Regions from separate parts of the Homo sapiens genome. Here region 2 is linked to region 1. A link is an interaction called in ENCODE POLR2A ChIA-PET data of the cell type or tissue named here. Cell type or tissue: OCI-LY7. All regions are shown on one strand.

Region 1 (5,000 bases):
CCCATAAGTTTTACCTTTTAAACATCCGGCTGCCTGTGAATGAGAAGAAGAAAATCAATGTGGGAATTGGGGAGATAAAGGATATCCGGTTGGTGGTAAGTGAATGTAATTGATCTTGACATGTGTATTGGAGGGGAACTCCATCTCACTCTTGGCACCTCTATGCCTCACCTGTCTCATCTGAGAAATGGGAATAATAACATACTCATGATGGCTGAGATCATAAAGTGAACTAATTTGTGTGAGAGATTACAGAAATGGGAAACAATGCAATTATTGTGCCCACTTAAGATTTTAAATGGGCTTAAGATCACTTAAGATCATTACAATGATGATAAGATCATGAAATAGTCATGATTGCATAATGAATAACACTGAGATAAAAGTAAATTTTCTTTTTTATGTGTTTCACCTTGCAAGCACAAATGTTAAAAGGAATAGGGGTGGTTTAGGTTCTTTCCATCATATTTGTTTAATTGGGGAAAAGTTAGAACTTGCTGCAAGGAGGCCATTTCTTTTCAATCTCAACAAAGTCCCACAAGAATTGTGTAGAGACACAGAAAAGCATAATAATTACCTGTAATGTCCTACTATTTAGAGAAATAATCACTGTTCAGGTTTTGATATATCTCCTTCCAGGCTTTTTTTTATACGTAGTAATTCCCTTACAAAAAGTAGGATCATATTGAACTGACTGTTTTCCTTGCTTTCTTTATTTAATGGTATATGTAATATAAATTGGTGAATGTAATATAAATATACTTTCCAATATTGATTAGCATTTTATAGAATAGATTTACCTTAACACTTACCAATCTCAACATATTGACCATCTAGGATATCTGCAACTTTCTAATGAAAAGCTTACAAAAAAAATTGATCATGTACTTAATCGTAATCTTAGCATAGGGAAAAAGCTCTTGTAGCCTTAGTAGACCAGATTAGTAAGATGTGAGGGTAGAATGAGGATTAAACGGCCAAGAGAGGTGTTAAGAGATAGAGGATATCTCTGCTTTTTACCTGAAATTTCTGGTTCTACCTCAAATGTGGCTTTTTTGGGGGGTACACTGTGGGGGTGGTAGCTGGGTAGATATCATACACCCTGTATGCCCTATTAATCCATACCTGCCCTATTAATCCGTACCTCTAAAGTGTATCTTTAGGTATTAGCATTTTAATATCAGTGGGATGAGTCCAAGGTAAGATAATTCGAAGTCTCTTGGAAATAGTGACCCTGCCCCAAAGCCCCATGTTCTTCTTTCAGACCCCAGAACATGAAAGCCGTTATTGTGAATGGGATGCCCTCTTTATTTCTCTGGTCTCAGGTCCATAGCACAGGGCTCTTTTAATATGTATTTCTATTATCTCTGAGGAGAGTCCAAGGGTGTATGAGGGCAGTACCTGCTATGAATGTGAAAGCTCTTGATCGTGAACATTCGCAGACGAGGTCTCCACTTACCTCTCCCACAAAAGCATTTGCTAGTAGAAGGAAATGCTAAGATAATATTCACCTTCAAAATTATCACTGGTCTCTGCCTAGGGGATCCACCAAAATGGAGGCTTCACCAAGGTGTGGTTTGCCATGAAGACCTTCCTTACGCCCAGCATCTTCATCATTATGGTGTGGTATTGGAGGAGGATCACCATGATGTCCCGACCCCCAGTGCTTCTGGAAAAGTAAGAGCTGGTTTTGGAGCGCTCTTCAGGAATACTGGCTTCTCATGATCTGCCAAGCTCTTGCTTTTGCTGGTGTCCAGTTCAAGCAGCCAGTGTGTGACTTAGGCCAGTGATTTGACCAGGAGTCATCCTGGACTCCTTTTTCTCCTGCAGTTTTCCTATGCAAGTTGTTATTAAGTAAATCCTCGGGGTTCTACCTCTCTCACCTTTCTGGCTCTTTTTAATTAATTAATTTATTTTTTGGAGACAAGGTCTCACTCTGTTGTCCAGGCTGGAGTGCAGTGCTGGGATCTCAGCTTGCTGCAGCCTTGACTTTCCAGGCTCCAGTGGTCATCCCACCTCAGCCTCCCGGTAGCTAGAACCACAGGTGTATGCTTCCCAGCTAGTTTTTTGTATTTTTTGTAGAGACAGGGTTTCCCTATGTTGCCCAGGCTGATCTCGAAATCCTGAGCTCAAGTGATTTGCCCGCTTCAGCTTCCCAAAGTGCTGGGATTACAGGTGTGAGCCACCACACCCAGCTGACCTTTCTGGTTCTTTAACCTGTCTTTGCTCTTCGGGATATTCCGTGGTCAGAATCAGATACTTGTCTGTGTTGTAGTGAAGAAACTCCCCTAAGCCCAGCTCCTCTCACTTACAGAAAGACAGTGCTCCTGTAGATGTACCTACTTTCTCTCCACATCATTGACTTCTCCCTTTCTGCTGGATTCTATTAATATACAAACATGTCCTGCCATCTCCCATTCTTAGACAAAATTCTCCCATTTCCCACTTCCCCCTGAAGCCACATACCCTTTTTCTGCTCCTCTTTACAGCAATGCTTCTCAAAAACCTTGTGCATATGTCTTCTCCTCTGTTCTCTCTTGAGTCCTTTCCAGTCTGGATTCATCTCCACCACTCTACTAAAACTGCTTTTCACGGGATCACCAACAACCTTCATAGTCCAAATCCAAAGGTCATTTTTTGTTCCTCACTTTTTTTTTATTCATCCCAGCATCTGACATAATTGATCAGTTTTTCTTCCCAGAGTCTCCTCTACCCTTCTGTTGGTCATTCTTCTTTGCTGACCAGCATTTAGATTCCATTCCTGTCTCCTTCCATCTTTCCAGACTCTTAGACTTTGGGACTGGGGCACCTGCTTTGGACCTCTTCTCTTTATTAGCTGTGCTTTCCCTAGGGGGGTTGATTTCACCTACCTTTGTGGTCTGAAAAATCATCTATTCTCTGATGACTCTTAATCTGTATCTTTAGCCTCAGCCTCTCCCAACTCTGGACCCAAATATTCCAGCTCTTTACTTAATGTCTTCATTTGCATTGAAAATGTCACATGTACCAAGAACAACACTTGATTGTGTCCCATTTCCAACCTATTCCCTCCCAGGATCCCCATTTCAGTAAAAGGCAACTCCATCCTTTCAGTTGTTCAGACTGGAAATGTAGCAGTGAGTCATCCTGTATGTCTCTGTTTTTCACACTTCTCATCAACCTCACCAGGAAATCTCACCAATTCCACTGCTGCCACCCTAATCTAACTAACCAACCATCGCTTCTCACCTGGATCAGTGGGAACAGCCTCGCAACCCCTTTCCTTGCTTCCATCACGTGCCTCCCTGCAGCCTATTCACAGGATAGCCAGGAGTGCCCCCTTTCAAGTGTTAATCAGATCCTGTCACCCCTCTGCTCAAAGCTCTCCACTGGCTTTTCATCTCCTTTGCCCTGACCTATAAGCCCCTTGATGATTGGGTGCCTTCCACCTCTGATCTTGTCACTTGTCCTCTCCACCACCCACCAGCCCCCTTTATTGTGCTCAAACCCACACCCCAGGGCCTTCACACCTGCTGATCTCTTCGTCTGTCCACCTTACGTAAAATCACATCCCCATTGCTCTCCACTCTCTTGCCTAGCTTTTTTTTTCATGATGCTCATTCTTCATTTATTATCTTTTTCTTGTACTCCCTCTCTCATTCCATCTCTATGCAAGCATCACAAGAGCACAATCCTTGCTTTTCTTGTTCACAGTTATATTCCCAGCATCTTAGAATAGTGACTGACACATAGTAGGAGTTTAATAAATATTTTTTGAATGAATCATGTCACTCCATTGTTTAAACTTTTTATTGGATTCCAATAAAAAGTCTCTTCAAGATAAATTTCAGTTCTCCAGTGGGGTATGCAAGTTTCTTCATGAGCACAGCCCTCTTTGTTTCTCTGGTCTCATGTCCTGTCATTTCCTGATGTGCCACATGCAGATCCCCAAATGCAGCAGGTTCTTCCAGGCCTCTATGCCTCCATCCAGGCTCTGCCCTCTCCTCCAAACACCCTTTCCACTTCCCTCACTTTGACTCACAAGTCAGCTCCATTCCTGTCTGTGTCAAAGTCAGAAGTCCTGGTAGCAGCCCTCTATGCTTTAAAACTCTATGATGTTCCTGATCCTAATCTATTCAGTTGTCTCTTTATCTGGCTCCTCTACTAACTGTATCTCCCGTGAGTGAAAAAACAGGTCCTGTTCATTTAGGATTCCATAGTGCTAACACAATACCTGGTACATGATCTGTGCTTAATTAACATATGTGTTTCAAGGGGATGGAAAAAAGTATGAATAAATCAGTGACTTAAGAATTATATTTTAGTAGAGAATTGGCAGTTCTTAGTGTGACAGGGGAAGAGTAAAATAAAAGCTAAACAAGCAGTCAAGAGAATTTACATTTCAAATGTGTTTGGAGTCATGTATTATTGAAACAAATATGCTTATATAATTCATAGTTGCTGAGGATATCACAATAATAATGAGTGTTCTTAATGATCAGATGAATGATAACCTGAATAGGTGAAAGAGGACAATTGTACTCACTGAGGCCTGGGTGAGAAGGCAAGGGGACACAAACATTATAGGAAGACTGCCATCTGCAGTGGTACCAAAGTAAAGTGTGAGGCATTAAGGAGGTCAGGTTCACTTCCATAGAAAGGTTGGTATAGCACTCCCTCATTCTGCAGCAGTGCCAACTACATAGGACGTTTTGCATCTCTGTGCAGAAGAAATTGATCATATGGCTTCAGACCCAATAAGTAACATCTCATGTCTCAAAACTGAATTCGGGGAATTGTTTGAAAATCTGCCTTCCAGATGAATAAAGTGGCTGTCCTGATATTTTCTCACCATCAGAGTCATCTTTGCCCTTGGGATTTCCATGACCTTTATCAATATCCCAGTGGAATGGTTTTCCATCGGGTTTGACTGGACCTGGATGCTGCTGTTTGGTGACATCCGACAGGGCATCTTCTATGCGATGCTTCTGTCCTTCTGGATCATCTTCTGTGGCGAGCAC
Region 2 (5,000 bases), 200 kb before region 1:
CTGCTTCCCTAACACCAAATCTACTTTCCTCCCTCCAGATACAGTGAAAGGAGAGAGGAAAACATTCCACATCCTTTTCTTCCATAAGTAGCTCCCAAGTGAATGTGTGTGTCAGTTCAGATCCTCCTGGAAGCAGATACCAAGGCAGAATTAGATCTGCAAATGATGAATTGGGGTAAATGACTATGAATAATAAAGGAAAAGGAACAGGAGTAGGAGGGAAGGGGCTTCAGACCATGATGCTCATCTGCGACCTATGAAAAGAAAGAGGAAGGGAAGAAAAGTGGTAAGGCAAAGCTCCAGACTGTGATGCAGATCTGAGAGTCTTGACCAGGTCAACAAGGCACCCCAGAGCAAAGTTATCCCATTAGAGGAATCCCATTTTGGACAAGAATGGCTAAGCTCTAGTACCCCTGCCATGCTCAGTTACTGTCTGAGAGCAGCCCAGAGACCATATAGCCTCATCACGCTCACTTCAATGGACCCCAAACCTGCAGCATCTAGAGGCTGTCAACTGACTCTTCTCTTTGCAGAGTGTTCCCACTTCAAGGAAAATAACAGCAGCATACACCAATAGCTGCCACAGGATCTGTTCAGTTTATCCTGGGATGGCTGTATAGGCTTCAAACTTTGACATTAGAGTGAAATTATAAGGATTTTTCTCCAAGCCAGGGTTAATAATAAGATCAGTCACAACCTATTCCCATTCAGCAAGTTATAGAAAATAATAGAATGCCTGGTTCATCTGTTCTACGTCAATCGATTTTCACATTCACGTCCTCCTGCCTCTTTCGCATTCCTACCATTCAACCACGTTTGTCCCATCAACACCCACTCTGGGAATCAAGACCTCTTTCAGACAGACAGCAATGCAGATAAATTATCATTTGGACATTGCTTTTCGTAGTTGAAAAAATGCTTTGTGAATTCTTTTGACTGGTTTCTGTCTTAACTATCTCATTCATGTTAAAAGAATAAAAATGTAGTCAAGAAACAGATATCACCCCTAGTTTGTGATAGATCCCAAACCAAGCACACAGTGATATGAATTCTGGAATACTGTTATTTGACTTAATCATGGAGGCCAGACGAGGTTTAATCAAAAAAATGGCCCAAAGTTGAGATCTGAAAAGGGGAAGAAAGATCATTCCGGGCAGAAGAATCAACTTATGCAGTGGCCCTCAGTGACTTTAGAGTGTAGACTTTAGTGTCACTGAGATGAAGGAGATGGGTGAGAGTCAAACTTTCTTAGGAGTTTTCATTATTCTAAGAGTAACTTTGGGGTTTTAATAGGAGGACTGGAATAAAGGGACATTATATGGTCAGATTTGTACTTTGAAAAAAATCCCTCTGGATGAAGAATGGAAAACAGATGGGAGAATGGATGAGGAGCTCAGAGAAGGTTAGGTGTAATATTATTTTAGTAGTAGTAGCAGTTCAAGTGAGAGATGTGGCTATCTTGAACTAGAGTGTGGATATGGAATAAAAATTAGATCATTTCAAAATATGATTAAATGACAAAATATCCAAAATTCAGTGGTGAATTAGATATGGAAACTGAAAAATTAAGGTGTCAAGATAACTCCTAAATTTCTAGTTGGCACAACTGGATGGATGATAATTGCAATCACTAAAATAATAAATACCAAGAGAGAATCAAGTTGGAACAAGGCTATAAGTTCAGAATTGAACAGTTTACCAGTTAGGAATCTTTTAGTTGAAAGTGATTAAAAAGCCCAACTCAATCTAGCTTAAACAAAGAAGGGAAGTTATTGGCTAATGTAATTGTAAAATATACAAAAAGGGCTGACTTCAGCAGTGGCCTCATTCTGGAATAAAATGATGCCTCCAGGAGCCATTCCTTAGTTCTGTGTCCAGAGTTGGTTCCTGTTGGTGGGTTCATGGTCTCACTGACTTCAAGAATGAAGTTGCGGACCTTCACGGTGAGTGTTACAGCTCTTAAAGATGACACAGACCCAAAGAGTGAGCAGCAGCAAGATTTATTGTGAAGAGCGAAAGAACAAAGCTTCTACAGCATGGAAGGGGACCCGAACAGGTTGTTGCTGCTGGCTGGGGTGACCAGCTTTTATTCCCTTATTGGCCCCGCCCATGTTCCATTTCTGTCCTATCAGAGTGCCCTTTTTTCAATACTCCCTGCATTTGGCTACTTTTAGGATCTTGCTGATCGGTGCATTTTACAGAGTGTTGATTGGTGCATTTTACAGAGTGCTGATTGTTGCATTTTACAATCCTCTTGCTAGCTACAGAGCACGGATTGGTGCATTTTACAATCCTCTTGCTAGCTACAGAACACTGTTTGGTATGTTTTTACAGAGCGCTGATTGATGCATTTTACAATCCCCTTGCGAGCTACAGAGTGCTGATTGGTGCATTTTACAATTCTAGCTACAGAGTGCTGATTGGTGCGTTTTACAATCCTCTTGTAAGACAGGAATGTTCTCCAAGTTACCAACCCAAATGTCCATCAATGATACACTGGATTAACAAAATGTAGCACATATACACCATGGAATACTATGCAGCCATAAAAAAGGATGAGTTCATGTCCTTTGTAGGGACATGGATGTAGCTGGAAATCATCATTCTGAGCAAACTATCACAAGGACAAAACTAAACACCGCATGTTCTCACTCATAGGTGGGAATTGAACAATGAGAACACTTGGACACAGGGTGGGGAACATCACACACCGGGGCCTGTTGTGGGGTGGGGGGAGGGGGAAGGGATAGCATTAGGAGATATACCTAATGTAAATGACGAGTTAATAGGTGCAGCACACCAACATGGCACATGTATACATATGTAACAAATCTGCACATTGTGCACATGTACTCTAGAACTTAAAGTATAATAATAATAATTTTTTTAAAAGTTCTCCAAGTCCCCACTTGGCCCAGGAAGTCCAGCTGGCTTCACTTCTCAGTTCTACTTCCTCTATGTTGGTTGCATTCTCAGACTTTGCAAGGTGGCTTCCGGTGGCAGCAGGCTCACATCATCACAAGAACTAGTTCAGTGAAAGAGGAAAGTCTCTTCTCAAAATGTCAAACAAAAAAATGCAAAACCAAATATCCTCAGCATTTATAGTCTCAATTTGGGTATATGCTCAATCCTGAACTATTCACTGTGGTGATGAAATATGCTAATTATACCCCGGACCCTGAACTTAAGGCATTTTCAAAAAGAAGTTTATGGATGAGGGCTGGGCGCAGTGGCTCACACCTGTAATCCCAGCACTTTGGGAGGTTAAGGCAGGCGGATCACGAGGTCAGGAGTTCGAGACCAGCCTGGCCAACATGGTGAAATCCCGTCTCTACTAAAAATATATATATACAAAAATTAGCCGGGCGCAGTGGCAGGCACCTGTAATCCCAGTTACTCGGGAGGCTGAGGCAGGAGAAGTGCTTGAGCCCGAGAGCAGGAGGTTGCAGTGAGCCGAGACCACACCATTGCACTCCAGCCTGGGTGACAGAGCGAGACCCTGTCTAAAAAAAAAAAAAAAAAAAAAAAAAAAAAAAAAAAAAGAAAAAGAAAAAAAAAAGTTTATGGATGAAAGTGGAGGAGGATTACATATCCCAACAAAGAATCAGCTACCATTGCCACAAAAAGGATAAATGGATATTGGGCAGCAAAAACAACATAAAATTATCTCTTACAGCTGAACACAATTTCTGAGATTAACAACAGGCTCAATGTGGTGGACATTTAAGAAGATGAAATCCTCATTGATAAAGATGGGGTACTTGAAATGAGCTCCGAGCACTGGCAGAGGTCAAGACTATGGGCTACCAGTAACAACCTGCTTGACACAAAAACACAGACTGCATGGGGCAAAAGCAACATCAGACACATTCAAGAAAATCTGTTTTCTCATGAAGGTTCTCTGGAAAGTCCAACAGATGAATTGCTATAAAACAATCAGAATTGATTTTTTTTTTTTACTTATATTTCATTCACATTACATGATGTGGATTGAGTTAGTCTTAGTTTTTTCATTGTGTTACGGACTCCTCCAGGTATTAATAGAGATATGTAATGACTCTGGCATCTATATGCAGCCTTCTTTATCTCCTGGTGTTTTAGCCAGACCTATTTCTGCCTGAGAAGACTTAATGGTACACAAGAAACCTTTTGGGGGCTCTCGGTATGAATGAAAGTGAAAAATAAATTCCACTAGGGGGTGCTAAGCCTCAAAATAAAAACACAAAACAAGTATCTTTGATTTTCCCATACCTTTCAACAATCATTGAACAACTGTCTTAATCTGGATTCTCCAGAAAGCAGTGCCTGAGACAAAGTTTACGTGCTACTACTTTATTATAGGATGCAATCCCAGGAAGCAAGAGTGAGGGAAAAGGAGAGTGAGGCAGGGGAAATGTAAGAGCTGATACAAGAATACATATTACTGAGCTGGTCATCTCTTGGTATTAAAAACTACTGATTCCTTGATCTTACAGTGCCTTTCACCAACAGGCCATGTAAAAAACTGCTTCATAGAACAGTCCATCCAGACTGGCTCAGTCTTCACCCAGGAAGATATAAATTCCTCTCATATGATTAAGTTGCACATATATTGACACTAAGCATGTCCTTGAGGTCTCACACCTCAGTCTCTACAGAACAGAAGGTGAAACATATGCAGAGAGGACATAAGGCAAAGAGATGTCAGGTTGTTCTCCGGTGGAACTGATCCCACTTCATGCACAGCAGGTTGCTCCACAGCTGGGGCTGGAACAAGAGGCCAAAGACCTCAAAGATAGGTGAGAAGCACCCAAAAGGTGTTTAATACAATAAGAAATGCTCCAAATATATAATGCACAATTAAGAGGGAAGCAAAAGCCTTGCCAAAGATATCATGCCATGAAAACAGCAGTTGGAGGATGTTTGTGCTTTGACTCTAAACATTAATTATCACTTCTCATTTAACAAGACAACTAGTTGTAGGTTTCTTTTGTATTTCCTAGTTGAAAATAGATTGCTTC

What was found. ChIA-PET counts read pairs that join two places held together with the same protein. Peaks named below come from ENCODE experiments on the same cell type or tissue, not always from the same donor. Only the 100,000 strongest peaks of a DNase experiment are listed, where the experiment ranks them.
Region 2: POLR2A ChIA-PET joins it to region 1 with 12 read pairs; 2 of 35 experiments call an interaction of 5 or more read pairs at or near these places.

Annotation. Positions count from the first base shown.
Region 1 is chr1:68,150,194-68,155,193 of GRCh38, reverse strand. It overlaps WLS (Wnt ligand secretion mediator), which reads left to right. Exons shown (of 12, transcript NM_024911.7): 4 at 1-95; 5 at 1,541-1,677; 6 at 4,838-5,000. All of the region lies in intron 9 of GNG12-AS1 (GNG12, DIRAS3 and WLS antisense RNA 1), which reads right to left. Among named protein-coding and RNA genes, the nearest start is that of MIR1262, 31 kb to the left of the region's middle. In OCI-LY7, no CTCF peak of the experiment used is centred here; no DNase peak of the experiment used is centred here.
Region 2 is chr1:68,345,584-68,350,583 of GRCh38, reverse strand. No RefSeq gene overlaps it. Among named protein-coding and RNA genes, the nearest start is that of RPE65, 100 kb to the left of the region's middle. In OCI-LY7, CTCF peaks have their summits at 3,967 and 4,181 (motif pointing right); DNase peaks (open chromatin) are centred at 2,973 and 4,173.